2 separate regions of the Homo sapiens genome follow, and region 2 is linked to region 1. A link is a loop called in an ENCODE intact Hi-C map of the cell type or tissue named here. Cell type or tissue: HCT116. All regions are shown on one strand. Links, peaks and the distances in the headings refer to the core of each region. The heading gives the core; the rest is flanking DNA. Region 1 has its middle 510 kb from the start of FBXO33. Region 2 overlaps LOC105370461 (a long non-coding RNA gene).

Evidence for each region. A loop is a pair of places that touch in the nucleus more often than their neighbours do. Peaks named below come from ENCODE experiments on the same cell type or tissue, not always from the same donor. Only the 100,000 strongest peaks of a DNase experiment are listed, where the experiment ranks them.
Region 2: a loop joins it to region 1, with 5 times the contacts of the local background. A loop is called at or near these places in 2 of 110 quality-filtered maps.

What each region holds. Positions count from the first base shown.
Region 1 is chr14:39,936,544-39,947,718 of GRCh38, reverse strand. No RefSeq gene overlaps it. Among named protein-coding and RNA genes, the nearest start is that of FBXO33, 510 kb to the right of the region's middle. In HCT116, for the core only: no CTCF peak of the experiment used is centred there; no DNase peak of the experiment used is centred there.
Region 2 is chr14:39,484,351-39,495,525 of GRCh38, reverse strand. All of the region lies in intron 2 of LOC105370461 (a long non-coding RNA gene), which reads right to left. All of the region lies in intron 2 of LOC105370460 (a long non-coding RNA gene), which reads right to left. It overlaps LOC112267899 (a long non-coding RNA gene), which reads right to left. Exons shown (of 3, transcript XR_001750732.3): 1 at 11,166-11,175; 2 at 10,269-10,509; 3 at 2,008-3,271. Among named protein-coding and RNA genes, the nearest start is that of FBXO33, 58 kb to the right of the region's middle. In HCT116, for the core only: a CTCF peak has its summit at 4,293 (motif pointing left); a DNase peak (open chromatin) is centred at 4,265.

The DNA.
Region 1 (11,175 bases), core at 2,110-10,109:
CATGACATAGCCTTCCCTTATTTAGGGATTTTTTTTTTATTGTAAGCTCACTTGAGAGTGCTCCATACCTCAGAAGACTTACGCACCAAGAGACTAACTATTTCTTTGAATTCACACACACAGCCATTTCCTGGGTTCAAGGCAACATTTTGAGGGCTCAGGACAGCTTTTTAACACATGTCACTACACACACTTAAAACCACCTACTCTCCTTAATCCTAATTCCAGACTCAGAGTTAGGACTACCCTATGGGTCCAATTTTTCCCTTTGCTGATGGTTACATCATCTCAGGGAACCCACTGTGCTTCCCCACAGTAGGACTTTTTCAGAAACTCCCTTAAACATAATGATGGAGGGGCAGAGCAAGATAGCTGAACAGAAGGCTCCACCAATTGTCCTTCCAACCCTGGGCAAGGACAGCAATTTAACAACTGCCCACACGAAAAAAAAAAAAAGAATCTTCATAAGAGCCAAAAATCAGATGGGCACTCAGAGTACCTGGATTTAACTTCATAGCTCTGAAAGAGGCAAAGAAGAGGGTAGAAAAGACAGTCTTGAATTGTTGATGCCACCCCTCTCCCATCCCCTGATAGTGACCATGTGACACACGAAGAGAGTCTGTCTGCTTAGGGGAAGGAGAGCACAGTGATTGTGAGACAATGCATTGAACTCAGTGCTGACCTGTCACAGCAGAAAGCAAAATGGAGCTGAACTCAGCTGACTCATGCCCACAGAGGGAATATTTAAACTGGCCCTAGCCAGAGGTGAATCACTCATCCCGGCAATAAGAACTTCAGTTCTTGCAAGCCTCACCACCATGGGATAAAGCATTCTGAGGCTCTAAATAAACTTGAAAGTGTGGGTCAAAGGATCAATTAAGAAAGAAGTTAAAAACTTTCTTGAAACAAGTGATAAAAGAAACACAACATACCCACACCTATGGGACACAGCAAAAGCAGAACTAAGAGGGAATTTTATAGCTGTAAGTGCCTACATCAAAAGAGAAGAAAACTTCAAATAAACAACCTAATGATGCATCTTTAAGAATTAGAATAGCAAGAGTAAACCAAACCCAAAAATAATAGAGGAAAATAAATCATAAAGATCAGAGGAGAAATAAATGAAATTGAAATGAAAAAATAACAAGATCAATGAAACAAAGTTGTTTTTTCAAAAAGATTTAAAATATTGACAGACTTTTAGCCAAACTAAGAAAAAAAAAGGGTAAGACACAAATACATAAAAGCAGAGATCAAAAGAGAGATATTACAGCTGATACCACAGAAATTCAAAGTTTCATTAGAGACTACCATAACTACTTGCCAATAAAGTGGAAAATATAGAAGAAATAAATAATTCCTAGACACATACAACCTAACAAAATTGAACCCTGAAAAAATTCAAAATCTGAACACATGAATAACAAGTAATGAGATCAAAGTTGTAATAAAAAGTCTCCCAGCAAATAAAAGTCTGGGACCCAATGGCTTCACTGCTGAATTCTACAAAACATTTAAAGAAGAACCATTACTAATTCTACTCAAACTATTCCAGAAAATGAGGAAGGAATACTTTCAAACTCATTCTACAAGGCCAGTCTTACCTGATATCAAAACCAAACAAAGACATATCAATAAAAGGAAACTACATGCAATATCACTGAATATTGATGCAAATATTCTCAACAAAATACTAGCAAATGAAATTAACAATACATTAAAAAGATAATTCATCATGACCAAGTGGGGTTTATCCCAGGGTTGTAAGGAGGGCTCAGCATATGTAAATCAACTAATGTGATACATCATGTCAACAGAATAAAGGACAAAAATCATATGATCATTTTATTGATGCTGGAAAAGCATTTGATAAAATTCAACATACCTTCATAATAAAAACGCTCAGAAAACTGGGTATAGAAGGAATATACCTCAACATAATAAAAGCCATATATAACAAACCCATAGCTAATATCATACTGAACTGGGAAAAAAACTGAAAGCCTTTTCTCTAAGATTAAGAACATGACAAGGATACCCCTTTTCATCAGTGTTATTCAACATAGTACTAGAACTTCCAGCTGGAATAATCAGACACGAGAAAGAAACAAAGGGCATCCAAATTAGAAAGGAAAAAGTCAAATTATCCTTGTTTACATATGATATGATCTTATATTTAGAAAAACCCAAAGTCTCCACCAGAAAAAACTATTAGAACTGATAAACGAATTTAGTAAAGTTGCAGGGTATGAAATCAACACAGAAAAATTAGTAGTATTTCCATATGCCAACAACAAACAATCTGAAAAATAAAGAAAGAAATTCCCCTTAGACCTAAGAATGAAATTAAATATGTAGGAATTATTATGCTAAGAAATGAAAGATCTCTACAAAAAAAAAAACTATAAAACATTGATGCAAGAAATCAAAGAAGACACACACAAAAGGGAAAAATATTTCATTTTCATGGATTAGAAGAACGAATATTGTTAAAATATCCATACTACCCAAAGAAATCTATAAATTTGATGAGATCCTATCAAAATACCGATGGCATTCTTCACGAAAATAGAAAAAAAAATCCTAAAATTTATACTAAATCACAAAAGACCCAGAATAGCCAACGCTATCCCAAGCAAAAATAATAAAATTGGAGGAATCACACTACCTGACATTAAGTTATACCACAGAGTTATAGTAACCAAAACAGGGTGGTATTGGCATAAAAAGAGATATAGATCAGTGGAACAGAATAGAGAGCCTAGAGATAAATCAATACATCTACAGTGAACTCTTTTTTGACTAAGTTGGCAAGAACATTCAGTGGGGAAAGAAGAGTCCGTTCAGTAAATGGTGCTGGGAAAACTGGATATCCATGTGCAGAAGAATGAAACTAGACTCCTGTCTCTTGTCATACACAAAAATCAAATCAAAATCGATTTAAGACTTAAATCTAAGACTTCGAACTAGGAAACCACTAAAAGAAAACAGAGGGGAAAATTTCCAGGACACTGGACAGGACAAAAATGTCTTGAGTAATACCCCACAAGCACAGGCAATCAAAGCAAAAATGGATATATGAGGTCACAAGTTTAAAAGCTTCTGCACAGGAAAGGAAACAATAAACAGAGTGAAGAGACAACCCACAGAATGAGAGAAAATATTTGCAAACTACCCATGTGACAAAGGATTAATAACTAGAATATATAACTCTACAGGAGAAAAAATCTAATAATCTCGTTAAAAATGAGTGAAAGATTTGGATACTTTCTCAAAAGAAGACATACAAATGGCAAACAGGTATGTGAAAAGATGCTCAAAATAATTGATCATCAGAGAAATGCAAAGTTAAAACTACAATGAGATATCATCTCACCCCAGTTAAAATGCCTTATATCCAAAAGAGACAATAACAAATTCTGGTGAGGATGTGGAGAAAAGGGAACCTTCATACACTTTTGGTGAGAATGTATATTAGTGAAATCACTATGGAGAACAGCTTGGAAGTTTCTCAAAAACCTAAAAATCGAGCCACCATATGATCCAGCAATCCCACTCATAGGTATACATCCAAAAGAAAGGAAATTAATACATGCAAGAGGTATCTGCACTACCATGTTTATTGCAGCACTTTTTTACTCACAATAATTAGGATTTGGGAGCAACCTAAGTGTTCAGCAGATGAATGGATAATGCAAATCTGTTACATATACACAATGGAGTACTAGCCAGTAATAAATTTAAAAAAAAAAGAATGACATCCTGTCATTTGCAACAATATGGATGGAACTGGAGGTTATTATGTTAAGCAAAATAAGCCAGGCACAGAAAGACAAACTTTGCCTGTTCTCACTTATTTCTGGGAGCTAAAAATTAAAATAATTACACTCACAGAGATAAAACACAATTGCATTGCTTGTAACATAAAGGATAAATGTTTGAGGTAATGGGTACCCCCTCACCACCAAAAAAAAAAAAAAAAAAAAATCATACTGATGGATCTCCCTTAGCTCTCCGAGAGCTCTAACGACATTTAGAAGAGTTAGTTTCCATCAGTCTAGAGAAAAATACTCTTTTCCCTCACGTAGTGTTCCTACCAGGTAAATGTTAGAAAAACTAAGGGCTCTGTACCAAGAAAAATTTCTAGTAGTTCAATCATCTATAGTTGTTTTCTCTAACTATACAAGAACAGCTCCTTATATTCAAGTGAGAAAAGAGATTTATGACAGAATACTTAGTAAAGTTCTTATTATGTATGAACCTACTTTTTTCTAGCTCATTTTCATGCACAAATTTCAGCCCAACTTTGACTAAACACACAAGTATATTAAAGTTGTTTGCAGAGGTATCTGCACATGTGCATGTGTGCATTGTGTATTTTCTGGCTCTTGGTCTTCCCTACGCAATGATACCATAGACAATTACAAAATCAAAAGGCTTCTAAAAATTGCATATTTTTTGCAAGTCAAGAGGCAGCAAAAACCTGACAGGAACTGATAAAAGGCTATTTAAGGTGCTTTTTATCTTAATAAGAAATATGAATATTCATCTTTTACTGCAGAAATAGTAATTAATCTAGCTACAGAGCCCACTGGGAACGTTATGTAATATATAGTTCTGAACCACATTACCTTTTAAAAATCTGAAACCAACAGTGTAAATGTGTTCCTATTTCTCCACATCCTCTCCAGCACCTGTTGTTTCCTGACTTTTTAATGATTGCCATTCTAACTGGTGTGAGATGGTATCTCATTGTGGTTTTGATTTGCATTTCTCTGATGGCCAGTGATGATGAGCATTTTTTCATGTGTTTTTTGGCTGCATAAATGTCTTCTTTTGAGAAGTGTCTGTTCATATCCTTTGCCCACTTTTTGATGGGGTTGTTTGTTTTTTTCTTGTAAATTTGTTTGAGTTCATTGTAGATTCTGGATATTAGCCCTTTGTCAGATGAGTAGGTTGCAAAAATTTTCTCCCATTTTGTAGGTTGCCTGTTCACTCTGATGGTAGTTTCTTTGGCTGTGCAGAAGCTCTTTAGTTTAATTAGATCCCATTTGTCAATTTTGGCTTTTGTTGCCGTTGCTTTTGGTGTTTTAGACATGAAGTCCTTGCCCATGCCTATGTCCTGAATGGTATTGCCTAGGTTTTCTTCTAGGGTTTTTATGGTTTTAGGTCTAACATGTAAGTCTTTAATCCATCTTGAATTAATTTTTGTATAAGGTGTAAGGAAGGGATCCAGTTTCAGCTTTCTACATATGGCTAGCCAGTTTTCCCAGTACCATTTATTAAATAGGGAATCCTTTCCCCATTGCTTGTTTTTGTCAGGTTTGTCAAAGATCAGATGGTGTCAGTGTGGTGATTCCTCAGGGATCTAGAACTAGAAATACCATTTGACCCAGCCATCCCATTACTGGGTATATACCCAAAGGATTATAAATCATGCTGCTGTAAAGACACATGCACACATATGTTTATTGAGGCACTATTCACAATAGCAAAGACTTGGAACCAACCCAAATGTCCAACAACAATAGACTGGATTAAGAAATGTGGCACATATACACCATGGAATACTATGCAGCCATAAAAAATGATGAGTTCATGTCCTTTGTAGGGACATGGATGAAACTGGAAACCATCATTCTCAGCAAACTATCACAAGGACAAAAAACCAAACACTGCATGTTCTCACTCATAGGTGGGAACTGAACAATGAGAACACATGGACACAGGAAGGGGAACATCACACTCTGGGGACTGTTGTGTGGTGGGGGGAGGGGGAGGGATAGCATTAGGAGATATGCCTAATGCTAAATGACGAGTTAATGGGTGCAGCACACCAACATGGCACATGTATACATATGTAACAAACCTGCACATTGTGCACGTGAACCCTAAAACTTAAAGTATAATAATAATAAAATTTAAAAAAAAGTCTGAAACCCAGCTCGTCCTAAGTTACAGATAATGGGTTGTGGACCTCTATATCCTCTGACAACTTGCATCCATCAGGCTGTTTTCACACCAACAGCAGTTCTTTATTAAATCCGGTATACCCATTAAATCTGATCACGATTGCATACATGTACTCTGTAAGTCTGACTATTAAAATTCCCAAGATAATTAATCCACTGCGTGTGAGCCCTGATAGATCCATTTCACAAGCAGAAGGGCTTCAGGTTGTATGGGTATGAGAGGCAGAATAATGGTCCCCCAAAGATGTCCATGTCCTAATACTCAGAACCTGTAAATATGTTACCTTAAATGGCAAAAGAAACTTCACATATGTGACTATGTAAAGGATTCTGAGATGGAAGATTACCCTGGATTATCCATTGGTCCAATATAATCATAAGGGTCCTTATAGGAGGGAGTCAGGAGAGTCAGTCGGAGAATGAGACATAAGGACAGAAGGAGAAGTCAGAGAGAGAGACTTGAAGATGCTATACAGCTGGCTTTAAATATAGAGGAAGGATTTGCAAGCCAAGGTACGCAGGCAGCCTCTAGGAGCTTGAAAAGGCAGGGAAACAAATTCTTCCCTAGAGCCTCTAGAAAGAACACAGGCCAGCCAACACCTTCATTTTAGCCCAGTTATACTAGTTTTAGAATTCTGGCCCCTAGAACTCTAAGAGAATAAATAAATATGCGTTGTTTTGAGCTACTAAATTTGTGATAATTTTTATTAATATGAAATTAATAGAGTAGAACAGTTAGGATAGAAATACCAACATTAACCCCTAAGATTTAGCCAGTCTAAGTCAATAACAGACTTTTTCCCTGAGGCATAAAAAAATAGTTCCCTCTAGAATTTACAGGCCCTCTTCTGATTTGAAGGGGGGAGAAAAAACAAATTAGAAACAACATGAAAGTTTTCTTCATTTTTTTCTTTTCTTGATCGGAAACTTGAAAATCAAGGTTTACATGAAATCAGAAATGTTTTACACTTTTTAGTACTTGATAATTCAATATATAGTCATAATAATATAGAGGATCTAATAATTCAGAAGCTCAAGGAAAATTATATTAGAATACTGAAAAGTCATAAATAAATATAGGAAATACAATAAAAGCACTGTAATACTATCTTCTAACAACTGTAAGTGGTTTACAATTGTCTCATGTAATACTTCTATAATTACAAAATAAAACCACAGCTCTTTTTGTTTCAGATTCTCCCTAAATTCTGAGAATATTATATTTAAACAGTATGATATACCAGATAGCTTCAGCCATGGGGAATAGGTGTATAGTTTACGTGATCATCCATGCAAGTCTCTGTGGTTGCCTGAACCATTGCTTTGTTTCAGCTCCTGGTTTCTACAAATATCTGACGAAGGAAAAGCTGATGTCTCAGAATTATGACAGTTTGTAAGAACTCATTTTCCCAGGATTCAAAAGCAATTAAAAAAAATCTCACATAGATTTTAAACAACTGCATTTAAAACTACACGAAATGAAAATGATTTGGTTAATATAATTCACTTTAATCTTCCAAGTTTCTTCATCGTTCAGCTTACAACTGGTAATTCGAGGGGAATTGTCTTCTTTCTTAAAAAATAAAAAAGAACTCCCATGCCTACTGAGCAAAAGCAACAAGACACAGAAGTCATAAATTTTATCTACCTCTTGGTATTCTCTCTTATTGATTTCTGTGTCCTGGGTTGTTTGGTTCCCTTCAGCACTGACACACCCAGCTGGTACTCCAAAGGGGTGCTTTGTTAGATGCTATATTCATCTGCTTAGGCTATGATAACAAAGTACCACAGACTTGGTGGCTTAAACAAGAAAATTTTATTTTTCACAGTTCCGAAGAAGTCTAAGAGGTTAAGGTGTCAAAAGCTCCAGTTTCTCCTGAGGCCTCTCTCCTTGGCTAACAGATGGTCACCTCCTGTGTTTTTTCTGTGCACACACATCCCTGGTATCTCTTCGTGTGTCCAAATTTCCTCTTCTTATAAGAACACCAATCAGATTAGAATAGGGCCCATCTTAATGGCCTATTTTACCTTAACCATCTCTTTAAAGACTCCAAATACAGTCACACTCTGAGTTACTAGGGGTAAGAGCTTCAGCATAGGAATTTGGGAAGGGTGGCACAATTCTGCATCTAACAGATGCTGAAGCAGAAAGGGAAAAAGAAAGTAAAAATGGGTCAGAGAGATAAAACAATTCAACCTAGACAAATGTAAATTGTTTTCATTGTTGCTTAATTGTTTTTCCCTAACTGGCCCTTAAAACCTGGCCTATTCCATACTCCTGACACAGAGAAAAGAGAATCTCAATATCTTAGTTTCAAAGGGTCAGTTCAAAGACACCAGCTTCACACCATAAATCTTCACAAATCCCAGGAGGCTTCACACAGAGAATATCTCTAGGACCTAGTAGCCTTTCAGTCACTGTGATGCCTCCATGGTCCAAGAAGGATTCTAACACTAATGCCCAATAAATTCCTCCCATTCCTAATTTCTGGTCTCAGGGACAAGCCTCTCTCCTAAGTAAACAGCAGCTCTATGAGGACTTTATTCTCAGGGTGTGACTCAGCCTACTTTGTGGAGAAATGTGTCTTATTGCAATACCAGGCTGGGCAATATGGCAAAAATCCCTTAATCATACAAGAAAAAGTATGCATATCAAAGAATTGTACAGGTGCAGATACAAGCACAAGCAAGGCAGCAGCTTGATTATCACCTTAATAATTCAAATACAAAAACTGAAAATTCACTGTTATGAGAATGTGCTATAAAACTAGTTGCTATGAAATAAAATTCAACATAAGATGGCTCTCTTCAAATCTATTCCAAAACCTTCAGTTACAGAGAAAACAATAGTTTTCAAAGTGGTCACTTCATGCCAGAATTCTAAGTTCATTTCTAACCTCCTCAACTGGAGTTATAGTGAGATCATTATATATAGAAAATGAGAATCCATAATTAATAATCACAGCAGGTTCTGGCCAATGCCACAATGTGCTTATTTGTTATTTGGTTTATTTGTTTCACCTTTCTTATATGATATTTGACAGCACATTTAAATAATAAAAAACTAAATATTTGCAAATATCATTTGCTTTAGTTATTTTTTATAACATCAAAATAATCAAAACATCAATATTAAACAATGTTCCTTTCTTTTGTCTGTTTCTCTTTAGCATGTTCAAAAGAAACAGAGGAAAAAACTCTTCGGAGGAAAAAACATTGTCATAAAGATTCTCCTAATCAATCAGGTATAAAACTGTATACCTAATATAATGAACAAATTTCTGTAGGTATTAAAATCTATTTTTTAAAATCTCACATTTAGTAGGTGTTTTTTTTTTTTTTTTTTTTGAGACGGAGTTTTGCTGGAGTTCAGTGGCGCGATCTCGGCTCACTGCAACCTCCACCTTACAGTTTCAAGTGATTCTCTTGCCTCAGCCTCCCAAGTAGCTAGGAGTATAGGCGCCCACCACCATGCCCAGCTAATTTTTGTATTTTTAGTAAGGCAGGGTTTCACCATGTTGGCCAGGCTGGTCTCAAACTCCTGACCTCATGATCTGCCCTCCTCAGCTTCCCAAAGTTCTGGGATTACAGGCATGAGCCACCGCACCCAGTCACTTAACCCAGTCACTTAATAGGATTTATACAGATATTTGGAACTAAGAGGACATCCAAACGGGACTGAAAAAAAATGTCTAAAATATTGTGAATTTTTCAAAGTGATAATTTTCTTAAACTCGGCCTGTCTCCATGTCATAGAATTAGAGAATGCCAAGAGCTGGAAAGCAACTTAGTTGTTCCAGTCCAATCTCAACACTATAGGAAAATCCCTGCTGTGGAATCCCTAACATATTTTATTCAGCAGCTACCTGAATGTCACCAATGTTGGAGAGCTTGCTTATTTACAAGCAACGTGCTACATCACTAGAAGAGAAATATTAGGAAGAAAAATAATTTTTGTTGAATACTTACTATGTGCTAGAGTGGGCTTCAAACAGGTTTCAGTTTTGTAAGTCAGAAAGAGATATCTGATGACAACGTGAGAAATAAAGACTTTCAAGTTCAGTTAGGAGACTAATTCCAAAGCATACACGATGATGAATGTTTGAACCAAGTATATTAACAATAGAGATAAAAAGTGCATGGTGGATGCGGAAGACATTTAAATAGAATTAGCAGGACTTGGTGGGACTTCCATTCAGTACAAAATAACTCTGAGAAGTTTTATTTTTTTTTTAACATTTGAAAATAATTTCACAAAAGTTTTATTTAAAAAAATTATATTGTAAATTTATGTAAGAAATTCTCTATCCATTATATGACTTGTATAACATCCACAGTATACTAACAAAATATTTTTAAAATATAGGATAAGGTGTCTAAATAATAAATTTTTAAGACTGCTTAGAGCCACTATTAAAAATCTGAGAATAAGGCATGAATATTTTTTGATCTATAGAGATTATATATCAGCATGCTGGCATTGGCTTTTATTATAGAATAAGCATTTTAATCTTCAATAACTTTCTTTTTTTTTTTTTTCTTTTTCTTTTCTTTTTTTATTATACTTTAGGTTTTAGGGTACATGTGCACATTGTGCAGGTTAGTTACATATGTATACATGTGCCATGCTGGTGCGCTGCACCCACTAACTCGTCATCTAGCATTAGGTATATCTCCCAATGCTATCCATCCCCCCTCCCCCCACTCCACCACAGTCCCCAGAGTGTGATATTCCCTTTCCTGTGTCCATGTGATCTCATTGTTCAATTCCCACCTATGAGTGAGAATATGTGGTGTTTGGTTTTTTGTTCTTGCGATAGTTTACTGAGAATGATGATTTCCAATTTCATCCATGTCCCTACAAAGGACATGAACTCATCATTTTTTATGGCTGCATAGTATTCCATGGTGTATATGTGCCACATTTTCTTAATCCAGTCTATCATTGTTGGACATTTGGGTTGGTTCCAAGTCTTTGCTATTGTGAATAATGCCACAATAAACATATGTGTGCATGTGTCTTTATAGCAGCATGATTTATAGTCATTTGGGTATATACCCAGTAATGGGATGGCTGGGTCAAATGGTATTTCTAGTTCTAGATCCCTCAGGAATCGCCACACTGACTTCCACAATGGTTGAACTAGTTTACAGTCCCACCAACAATGTAAAAGTGTTCCCATTTCTCCACATCCTCTCCAGC
Region 2 (11,175 bases), core at 1,235-9,234, 450 kb after region 1:
ACCCTTCAAAGCCCAGTGTTAGCTAAACTTCTTTCTGAATTCTCTGAGTAAATCTCTCCAAATAATTCCAAGGGCATTTTGTCTATACTCTCTTATGACATTTACTTCCTACCTTGTATAATAATTGTGCCTATAGTTTACCTCTAGATTAATGCCATCCTCACACGTGTAACCCCAGCACTTTGGGAGGCCAAGGCAGTCAGATCACAAGGTCAGGAGTTCGAGACCAGTCTGGTCAACATGGTGAAACCCCATCTCTACTAAAAATACAAAAATTAGCCAGGCATGGTGGCACACACCTGTAATCCCAGTTACTTGGGGACTGAGGCAGGAGAATTGCTTGAACCTAGGATGCGGAGTCTGCAGTGAGCCGAGATCATGCCACTGCACTTCAGGTTGGGTGACAGGCAAGACTGTCTCAAAAAAAAAAAAAATTTATGTATGATCTTAGCACAGTGTCTTGATGATTGATGATATCCAAATATCTTTTAAACTAATTTTCTTTTCACTTAATTGGTAAAGATAGTAGAAACAGTATAGTATGATTGTTAAGAGACCAGATTCCAGAATTTAGAGTCAAACACACTTAGGTTCAAATGCCAATTTCACCATGTTCTGTTCTGTGACCCGAGCTTGAGAAAATAACTTTTCCTACCAGCAGATTCCTCACCTGTAAAAGTGGCTATAATAATAGTATCTCACTAATAGGACGTAACTACCTAATTGGGTGGTTGTAAGACTCAGATCATTCATGTGAAGAAGTAATTACCGTGACTCACGTACAGGTTCTTGACAAATGTTAGATATTTCTAGTAAACACTGGCCAGTAAGCATGCATTCTAACTTCTTTTAATATAATGGGACTAAATCCCTTGCACCATTTCCCAATCCCTTGCACCTAGGATTCTAGATTTAAGTTCCTACAATTAGATGTTAAACTTCTAGGTTGAGTGTCCAGGAATGACACTCAGCCTAGAGTCTGGAATCCAATTTTGTTGATGTGCCTTAGAACTGCAGTGGCAGCCTGGGACAGCAGCTGTAGCAAAGGTTTCCTAACTTGGTAGGCTATTTTCCACTGATAGCAGAGGCTCTAGAGCTAACAGCTGTGATGGTATCTTTCTTATACCATGGCTTTCTAATGGTAGCAAAGGCATAATCCCTTGACAGCCAATGTGGCTTTGGGAACCATTCCTGGACACTCAACCTAAAATCTGTGGGCCATTTAATGCTCCGTGATGAACACCTTACTGCTTAAACTAGCTAGAGTGAGTTTTACTCTCCACAACTGAACACTAACCAAAATACTATTGTTATTATTTCTTCTGGAGAAGATTTCCACTTGGGAAGGAAAAGATTTGTGACCAGGATGGCAATTCAGAGGCAGATTTCACCCTGAATAGTCGTCTTTAAGTTACTGCAGGTGGTAATCACACTCATACACAAAGAATGGCAAGCAATCATTTGTAATCAGCTTGAGTGAGCATTTAGGGTGTTGAAATTTGGTGTACCATTTAAAAATATCTCTGAATGTCTTGACAGTAACTTAGTTTAGTAAAATATCATGCTACCACTTTGCAATATGTTCCATTCAAGATGAGATTTGGGTGGGGACACAGTCAAACCATATCAGCATGTATCAGTATTTTTCTACATAAACATTTTCTAGGAATAGTAACCACCCATCTTCATGCACCTGCAGGCCCTGGAAAGGTCAAGCACAGAGTTGGAACTCCAGTAGAAAGCATAAGAGAACTCCGAATTCAGGTCTTTTTTCTGCTAGGACCTTAACGACATTCTGTCTGAATTTATCTGCTCTTTTTCCTCTATTCACCTCTGTACCTTTGAGAAGCTCTCAGTATCATACCTTCTACATTTAACCCTGCTTTACTGTAAAGAACTTATCAACAGCTGAGAAACCTCTGTGCTGCTCTCCATGACTTTGACTTCTATGATCCCATGATTATTTTCAAGGTGAACAAACAATAGCCATAAAATAGACCCAGTAAATTTTTGTGGCAGATCGTCTGGCAGCAACAAATATTTATTGAGTGCCAAAAGTATAAAGTATTCCAGGTAGTTGAGATACATATCAAAAAAATAGACCTAGATCCTGCTCTTAACTCACAGGCACTGGCCATTTCATGTCTGAGTGTTTCTGCTTGCTTGTAATGTCACTGAGATCAAACTGGAACAATAACAAAAAGCAGAGATGCAGACCTTAATCTGCGATGTGTTTCTGCACCTTAAAAACAAACACACCTAAAATCTTTTTTACTATAACAAGTACTTTCCCCCCTAATAGTTCCCTCGGACCTGGAAAAGTCTAGAACTTAGTGTGTGAAAAAAACAACAAAATAAATTATCTGGAAATTTTCTATATATTGAAAAGGGTGTGTGAAGACCAGGCATAATGCATTTATCAAAATTTATCTAGTGGTACACTTAAGATTTGGATTTCACTGTATGTAAATTTTACCTCAAAAATAAAAAGAAATTGAAAACAAGTATTATACTCCAGTTAATTATGTTCACGCTAAAATGTCTAGGAGTAAAGTATACTAATGTCTGCAACTAACTTTGAAAATAAATAAAATCAAAAAATAAGATGGTTGCTTTAATAGAGGTGTCTTTAAAAATAATAGTAATAATAAGTAATAATAGTAATTATAAGGTAGCTAGATGGATGGGTGGTTGGATGGATGAAAAGGCAAATATGACACAATGTTAACAACAGTAGAAACTAGATGACATATTCTTTCAACAATTCCTTCCACCTTTCTTTAAAATGAAATTTTTCATAATAAACATTTGGGAGGTGAGGGGAAAGTCCGCTATAGCAGACCAATCGCAATTTGCTGAACCACACCGAGTCACAAAGACAAAGAACTCTTGCTATGGTTTGAATGTGTCCCCCAATATTCATGTGTTGACAGCTTAATCCCTAATGCAACAGTGTTAGGAAATAGGACCTTTTAAGAGGTGATTACATCATGAGTATTCTGCCTTCATGAATGGATTAATGCCATTATCTTGAGAGTGAGTTATTTCAGGAGTAGGCTCATGATAAAAGAATGAGTTTGGCCTCCTTTCTTCTATGCAGTGCACTCTCTTTCCACGTTATGAGTCAGCAAAAAGGACCTCAATCTATGCAGCCCCTTGATCTTGGAATTCCCAGCCTCCAGAAACATGAGGCAAATAAACTTCTATTCCTTATAAATTTCTCAGTCTGTGGTGTTCTGTTATAGCAGCATAAAATGGACCAAGACAAACCCTAAAGGAAAAACAAAACAAAAACAACATCAATGGCAAATAAGGTAAATACTGATAGTCAGATAGTAACTGGGATTTATTTTCTAGGCAAATGGAAGATGGATGGAGGAGTAGAGAATATTAACAAACTCATTAATACCCTGCTTAGCAAAAACCTGCAACCACCACAATTTTCTTAATTTAAAAAAAATCTGCAGGGAAGTGTTTTTTAAAGCATTTTTATTACACTGAAATTACTGTCGTGCTTTCTGTTTCAGGGTAATAAACTGGCACTGCTGCCTTTTGGCAATGGTGGGGAGGAGGAGGAGAAAGAGGAGGGATTTTGTTAAGTGAAGGGCTCACTACCACAGAGCACACTGGTGGGTTTGGAGGGGAGAAAGAAAGAGCAAGAGGGAGGGAAGAGGAGGGAAAAGGGAGGTAAAGAAAAGAAGAAAGAGGTAGAGTGAAGAAGGAATGGAGAAGAGAGAAAAAAATTGAAATTACAGGGCTGAGCAGGGAAAAAGAGGAGCCAACTAGATAGAGAAAGGCTGACAAAAAGAAATTCAGTAAAATTCCATAGTGGTGGGTGGCCAAGGAACATTTTGAGACAAGAGAGGCTGCCTGATCCATTAGAGGTTGTTTTGTTGCTGCTGTATACACTCTGCTGCTATCCTTTCCTCAAATCTTCACTAAAGGCACTTAAAATCATGAATGTTTTATGTGAATGGGCTTTTAGTGGACATCAAGCAGGGAACTTAGTTTTGTTTCTGGGTCAGTGCCGTGCAGAAATCTTGAGAAGGATTTCTGACTCCCACAGGCCTTGGAAGGGGAGGTGTCCAAGTCAATTTTATGTAGATCTTTCAGGATGAATGAGAAGCAGGGGAGGAATGAGACAGCAGCTTATTCAAGGAAAAGCTGCCCTGCAGAGAAAAAATTTCAAAACCACTTTTTCTTATCCATTTTTAACCCAGAAGACCCTCATTATCAGGACTGGAAAATCAGGAAAGTCATTTTCATCCTTACATCGGTCTTTTTTTAATGAGGTTACACTGCCACCTACTGGTATTGGTTAAAAAAAAACCTTTTATTATAATTTTAAACTTCGTGATTCTTTGGAAGCCTTTATCTTTTATTTACTGACAAATTCTTCCCTTGTATGGGAACACAAATTTGCATAAGATGAGTTCTTTGCCAGCGAAATTTTATCCTCTAATAGTAATCTAATGAAGATAACTTGTAGCCCTTCAGAATTCAGACACCATTTCAACAGTAAAACCTTCCTTTATAGAGGTTTCCCATCCTTCTTAACCAGAATTGACAACTCTCTTTTTTGGGCACATACACTATCCATTGTACTTAGTTGATTACTTGATTATACTGTCTCCCATAACTAGACCATAAACTCCTAAGATTCAGGGACTACATCTTTTCTGCATTTATATTCCTAGCACCTGGAACAGAACCTGCACATAGATGACTAATAAATATATAATAAATATATAATATTAATAAATATATAATAATATATAAAAATAAATATATATATAATAAATGAATAAATGATTGATGATCAAAAAGTATAAACAAAGCAAACATCACTTTATATAAACTTTTATTAATAAAAAATTTTAAATAAACATTTCAATTCCAAATATACACATTATGTAATTCCTTGTCTATGGAGTGGCTTTTACCTTGCCCAATATTACATTTTACAAAATTCGTATAGATGAAATCAGAATAAAGAAGATATGTGAAGTTAGATTTTCCCATTAGCATATAATTCATAAACTCTTAATTACCATGAGATAATCTAAAACAAGATATTCTTAAGAGAATCAACTAAGGAAAATTTAGCATAAATAAATTTTATTTATTTAATAATGAGTCAGCATTGCTGAGGGACAAACCTGAGATTTGTAGTACTGAAATTATTCATATCACTTACATAATCCAGAATCATGAAGAGGGTTGAGTCTGAGATTTGAGATCCTCATATTGATTCTAGGGAACCTTAAGGCACCCAGGCCTCTCTTTAGAAACTGATTACGCTATAGGGAGAAGACACTCAGACCTTAACCAAGTCTCCTATCTGAATTTAAACAAGAATGTCTAAAGCACTCTCTTTAAAGCACTCTCTCTAAAGGAACCTCCAGGGAGCATGGCCACTCACTTTGAGTCAATAAAGGATCAAAGAAGTGTGGGCAGTAAGGAGCCACACCTTGTGACATGGCCCTGTTTCACCATGCAATTTTCACAGGGGTCTGCACACACACATTCTTAGCCAATAAGCCGGACACCTCTTGTACTGAGCAAAATCGGATGTGAATTCTTCTATTTTCCTCCCACTTGCTTCAGATTTCCTATTTTCCATCCATTCTTATTTTCTTATCTTCCTTTCTAAGGCTGATCTCATCCCTTCCCAGTCAAGTTCTGAGACCTAAATTCATAAACCATCTTCTTCTTCAGTCTTCCTCATTTTCCTCTCCACCAGTTCCTCCCTACATACCAATACACCAAGTCTCTTCTGTCTTGGAGGCAAAAAAAAAAAAAAAAAAAAATCCTCCGTGAGTCTTTTGCTCTGAAGAGTCAGGTGGCATATCCTAATTCTTCTTCCCTTCACTTCAATCTTCATAAAAGACTTCACCTGCTGCAATTCTCTTCTCCCTTTTATGGCACAATTCCTTGAAACTGAATTTCCCAGGTTCATGTCTTGGTACCACTTTCCCTGAAATTACCAATAACCTTCAAGTTGCCAATTCCGTTACTCCTGCTCAACTTCTGAAGCTTTATGCAACAGTGATCACCTCTGTCTACTGATGCATGCTTGCCCCAATTTTACACTCCCAACCTCTGCACACTTCTCTTGAATAGTTCTCACTTTCCTTCCCTAGAGCCTCTTTTGCCTTCTGCCTCTAAAATAGAAAGTAGAAGATGTACTAAACACTTTAGTCCTCATCTTGTTCTCACTTGACATGTTCTTCCTTAGGGATTTCATCTATTATTTTTGTCCTTCCTCCTTTCATTGATTTAACAGAGGTCTATTATTAGCCAATGATGTGACAGGTACTTTTCCTGGAGCTTGTTATTCAGCAATGAACAAGAATTACAAGATCCCCATTATCATGAGCTTATATTCTAGTGTGTGTATGTGTTAGAGGAAGGAGGGCGGCCAGTGATAGATACTAAACAAATTAAAAGGCAAATAACCAAGAAAGTATCAAAATAACTTTGCACCTGAGCCTATGAGTTTAGCTTTCCCAAGGTGGGCAAATGTCAGCCCTAGAGTATCTTGCTAGGGAGCTTGCCAGGTGAGACTTCTGTGTGGAAGTGAAGATGGAGGCTCAGAGTGAGCCACCCAGCCTGAGCTGACTCCAGCTCATATCCAGAGGGCTCCCCAATACCAGAAGCTTTGTCAACCAGCAGCATCACTAGGCTCTGACCAAACTGTGGGAGAAGCAATCCAAATGCTGAGAGAGAGCAGCAGCAGCCAGCAAACAAAGGACATCGCCATGGCAACCAGAGGAGCCTTGGGATAATATGCAAATCTGGGAATCCTGCCTTCCTTAAGCTGTAACATCATAGAAGCCACCCCAGCACCACATACTTAGATGTTGTCTTAGGAAGAGAAGCTATCTGAGACCCTGAGCAATTATTCCAAGACACTAAGCATTATTGAAACGAAATGTTTAAATTCTTACATAAGACTAAGCTTTAAACCTGATTAAATCCATTTTCTTGTGTTAGCTGTTGTTTATCTGTTTGTTCCCCCATGATCCTAATCCCCCAGTACTCAGCAGGTTGAAGATTATAATGGGTATATTAGAGAGGCGACAACAATCTTTTCTCCCATATTTCTCAGTTATAAAATGGGTAGGATTATGACACAGCTATGTGTTTGTCTTTAATTCTGACTCCTTTCTTGAGTTTTGTACCAGCATTTCTAATAGTCTGCTGGTCTAAAATAAAATTTGTGTCTCCAACCTACAGAGCAACTTTTTCCTAAATCTTTTGTCTCAATTAAAATTAATTTCTGCATGATGGTTTTAGTTGTCTCCCTAACAGAATAGGTTCCTTTTTCCATTCTGACATACACATTCTCTTTTGATTGTCAAATTATTAATGTTATTTATCTCTCACTGTTTTACTTCTTCTGAGAAAACCAGAATCATGATATTGTAAAAACCAGAGATGATTCTACAAAGGCTGTGAATGTCCCTCATTTGCAATCTTATTGGACCCAATCTTTTTTTCATTGTCATTGCCTTGCTGCTGAAACAACAGATGCACCCTCTCTCTAGGCCCAGAGACTATGGGGGAAAAGGTGGGTGTGTGAGATTGTAAGGGCCAGTTTTGAGGGACAGAATTAGTTCAGACTCTCCAAATCAAGGACAGGCACACAGATTGCCTAAAGAGCTGGCAAATTTTTGAGAGACTTTTCCTCCTGAGCCATCTTGTGGTCCCTTTCCATCCATCCAACCATAAAGAATTTCCTGCTTTCCATAGAAGTAAATGAGAATTACTAAGAGAATATCAAGACACCTGGTGACAAAGCCTTCTCAGTATAGTTGTTCCCAGTTACGGGGTTCACACAAATAATGATATAATAAGAAATTTTTCAGCCACCTTAAGATAAATTACTTAAGAGATTGCAAAAGGCATTGCAGAACAACAAAATCTCTAAATTCCTTAGCTTAAAATGGTTTTAGCAAAATGCTTATGTTTTATATAGCTAACGGCTACAAGTCTGTAACTAACACCAAGATTGTAGTAGCTCAGTGCATAGAACTGGTAAGTCACTTTTATAACCTTACTTTTTGGCTTTGGTTTTTGGCTCTTATGTTGCTTAAAAGGTTTTAAGTGTTGATGGTTACCTGCCCACCTCCATTCTCATCTGGCATAAAATGTTTAGTTGGCTGTAAGTCTTTTGGCTCTAAGTCCCTCTGTCACAAGGGTCCCACTGAGGGACAGGATGGACCTGCAGCAGGTAGCCACATCACCCCAGCAATGATATGGGACAAAAGAAAAGTCTGGCAGGTCTTGGCCAAATGGGAGAGAATGTAAACTAAAAATAAAATTCTAAGCCCCTTCAATTGATTAAACAGACCATTTCTTGGCCAAAGGAACCCCAGAGAAATCTTGAAAACTGAGTTCTCAGTCTTGATGGGATGGAGAGGTCAGACACATGTTGTTATACTCGCTACCTTGCTAACCATAATTAGCCTTTCTTCCCTAAGGGCTTAGCAGAAACCAGCCCTTTCAAAAGACTACACCACTGATATCAACCAACAGCCTGATGCTTCCCCTCCTTTTCACCCGATAAGAGACCAATGATGATGGAGTGGTTCTGGCCAATCTACGAAGAATGTACATAAGGGTTTTAATGTCCTCTGCTTCACCTTTTGGCATCAGAGGACCGAAAATTCCACCCTCAGATCACGCTAACACTGACAATTTTTGTACATGGGACCCGTGAAGGAGTATGAAGCTCAATTGTGCATGCACATGTTTCTCCTTTCATAAATACTTATGACTCCTCCTATAACTTATTAAATATGTATATTTGGCCATCCTGCTCAGCAAAAATTCCTGCTCTTTGCCCCTCCCTTGAAGTATCTGTTTATGGCTTCTGGCCGGAGGCTACACTTCCTAGCCTGTCAGAATGGCCACCCTGTAGGCTACAACCCTTTCTGAGAAATAAGGTTCTCCTATCCAAATTAAAAATAAATGAGAAATTAAAAATAAATAAATTGGCCAGGCGCTGTGGCTCATGCTTGTAATCCCAGCACTTTGGGAGGCCAAAGCAGGCGGATCACTTGAGGTCAGGAGTTCAAGACTAGCCTGGCCAAAATGTGAAACCCCATCTCCACTAAAAACACAAAAAAATTAGCCAGGAATGGTGGTGAGCACCTGTAATCCCAGCTACTCATTAGGCTGAGACAGGAGAATCACTTGAACCCAGGAGGCGGAGGCTCCAGTAAGCTGAGATTGCGCCATTGCACTCCAGTCTAGGTGACAAAGCAAGACTCCATCTCAAATAAATAAACAAACAAACAAACAAACAAACAAACTTCTGATCTTCCTAATCAATCAGATTAGGAACTTTAAGGTCTCCAAAATGTCACAAGCCTAACTTAAAATTCCACTCATATATCATTGTTTATTTATATTCTCACTGCCGCTCTGCTAGCTCAGGGCCTCGACTCTCATCTAAAAGACTGCCAAGTCTCTTAATTGGTTTTCCTGGAAAAGGGGCATGAGAATGGACCTAGGGGGGTAAACATAAAGTATGAAGATCTTTGGGTGACTCATTAACACTCACCAGAGAACATTCTGCATGAAGAAGGCACTAAACAAGTAAGTATACAGAATACTAACCAACTGAAATTATCCAGTTTCTGTCATTGGCCGTCTTAGTGCTAGTATAATTTAGGACAAAGCAGCCACGGCAACAGGGATGGAGGCTATGCATGGGCCCAACAGTATGGGCTCTCTCTCACCAAGGCTGAACTAGCTACTGCTATGCTACTACAGATTATCTAACCTACCAGTAACAGACACAAAGCTGAGCCCCCAATATAGCACATTCCCTCAAAGAAATTAACGAGACAGTTGTTGGTAAATGGATTACACTGGACCCTCTCCACTCTGAAAGTGGAAATAAATCACTTTGACAAGAATCAACATATATTACAACATGGATTTGACCTTTCTGCCTGCAGACCCTTAGCCAGAACCACTACCTGAGAACTTATGTTTCTGGTTCACTTTAACCATATTCCACATAACATTGTCTTGGACCAAGGGACTGTCTTTACAGCAAAGGAGATGTGAGCATATGACCACGGTGTGAGCACAGCAGTAGCTAGTTCAGCTTTGGTGAGAGAGAACTCATACTTTTGGGCCCGGGCATAGCCTCCATCCCTGTCACCATGGCTGCTTTGTCCATTATGCCAGCACTAAGGGGGCCAATGACAGAAGCTGGATAATTTCAATTGGTTAGTATTTTGTATACTTACTTATTTGGTGCTTTCATGGAGAATGTTATCTGGTGGATGTTAATGAGTGATCCTTTTCTTTACCGCAAAGGAGATGTGAGCACATGACCATGGTACCCACTGTTTCTATCACAAAATGCAACATTCAGAAGCTTCCAGCATGACAAGCAATGAAAGGTAATTCTAAAGGCATGGCTGAGACAACCCCTTAAAGATGATACCATCTGACGATAGGGTGCCCTGCTCCAGGATGAGGTTATACCTGAAATCAAAAAACATTACATAGTGACTGCATCTGCAATAGGTAAAATGCAGACAGGAAACTAAGGGGAGCAGCAGGAATGGCCCCACTTGCTGTCATTCCCAATGACCCATTTAGCAATTTTCATTTTTATTTCTCATCCCTGAATGCTAGGTTCAATTAATCTAGAGGTCCTGGTCCCATCAGTGGACACAGCCCGTTAAACTGTAAGCTGCAACTGCCACCTGGTCATTTCATACATTTTGGGCCAAGAGACCAGAGGGCAAGAAAAGGAGTCACCATCTATGTAGGGCTAATAGACCTTGATTATCAGGAAAAAGTGGAGCTTCTGCCACATGGTGAGTATGGGGAAGCATATTTTTATCACCCAGGTAATGAACACATTATGTTTGCCATATGAAGGGTATAAATGAAGGGTATCTCTTCATACTCCTTTGCCCAATTTTGATAGGAAATGAACAAATTCTACAGTCACAGCCTCAGGAAAGCGTGGTAACAAGGGCCTCAGGGACCCACAAGGTAAGTGGCTTAGATCAGTAGAGGCGTTAGTCAAGGGTAAGGGGAAATCTAGAATCAGTAGCAGAAGGAGACAATGAGTATTAGTTGTGGCCTGAAGACAAGGTGTAATGAAAGAGACTGGAATAAATCCTACTTACTCTCCTCTGT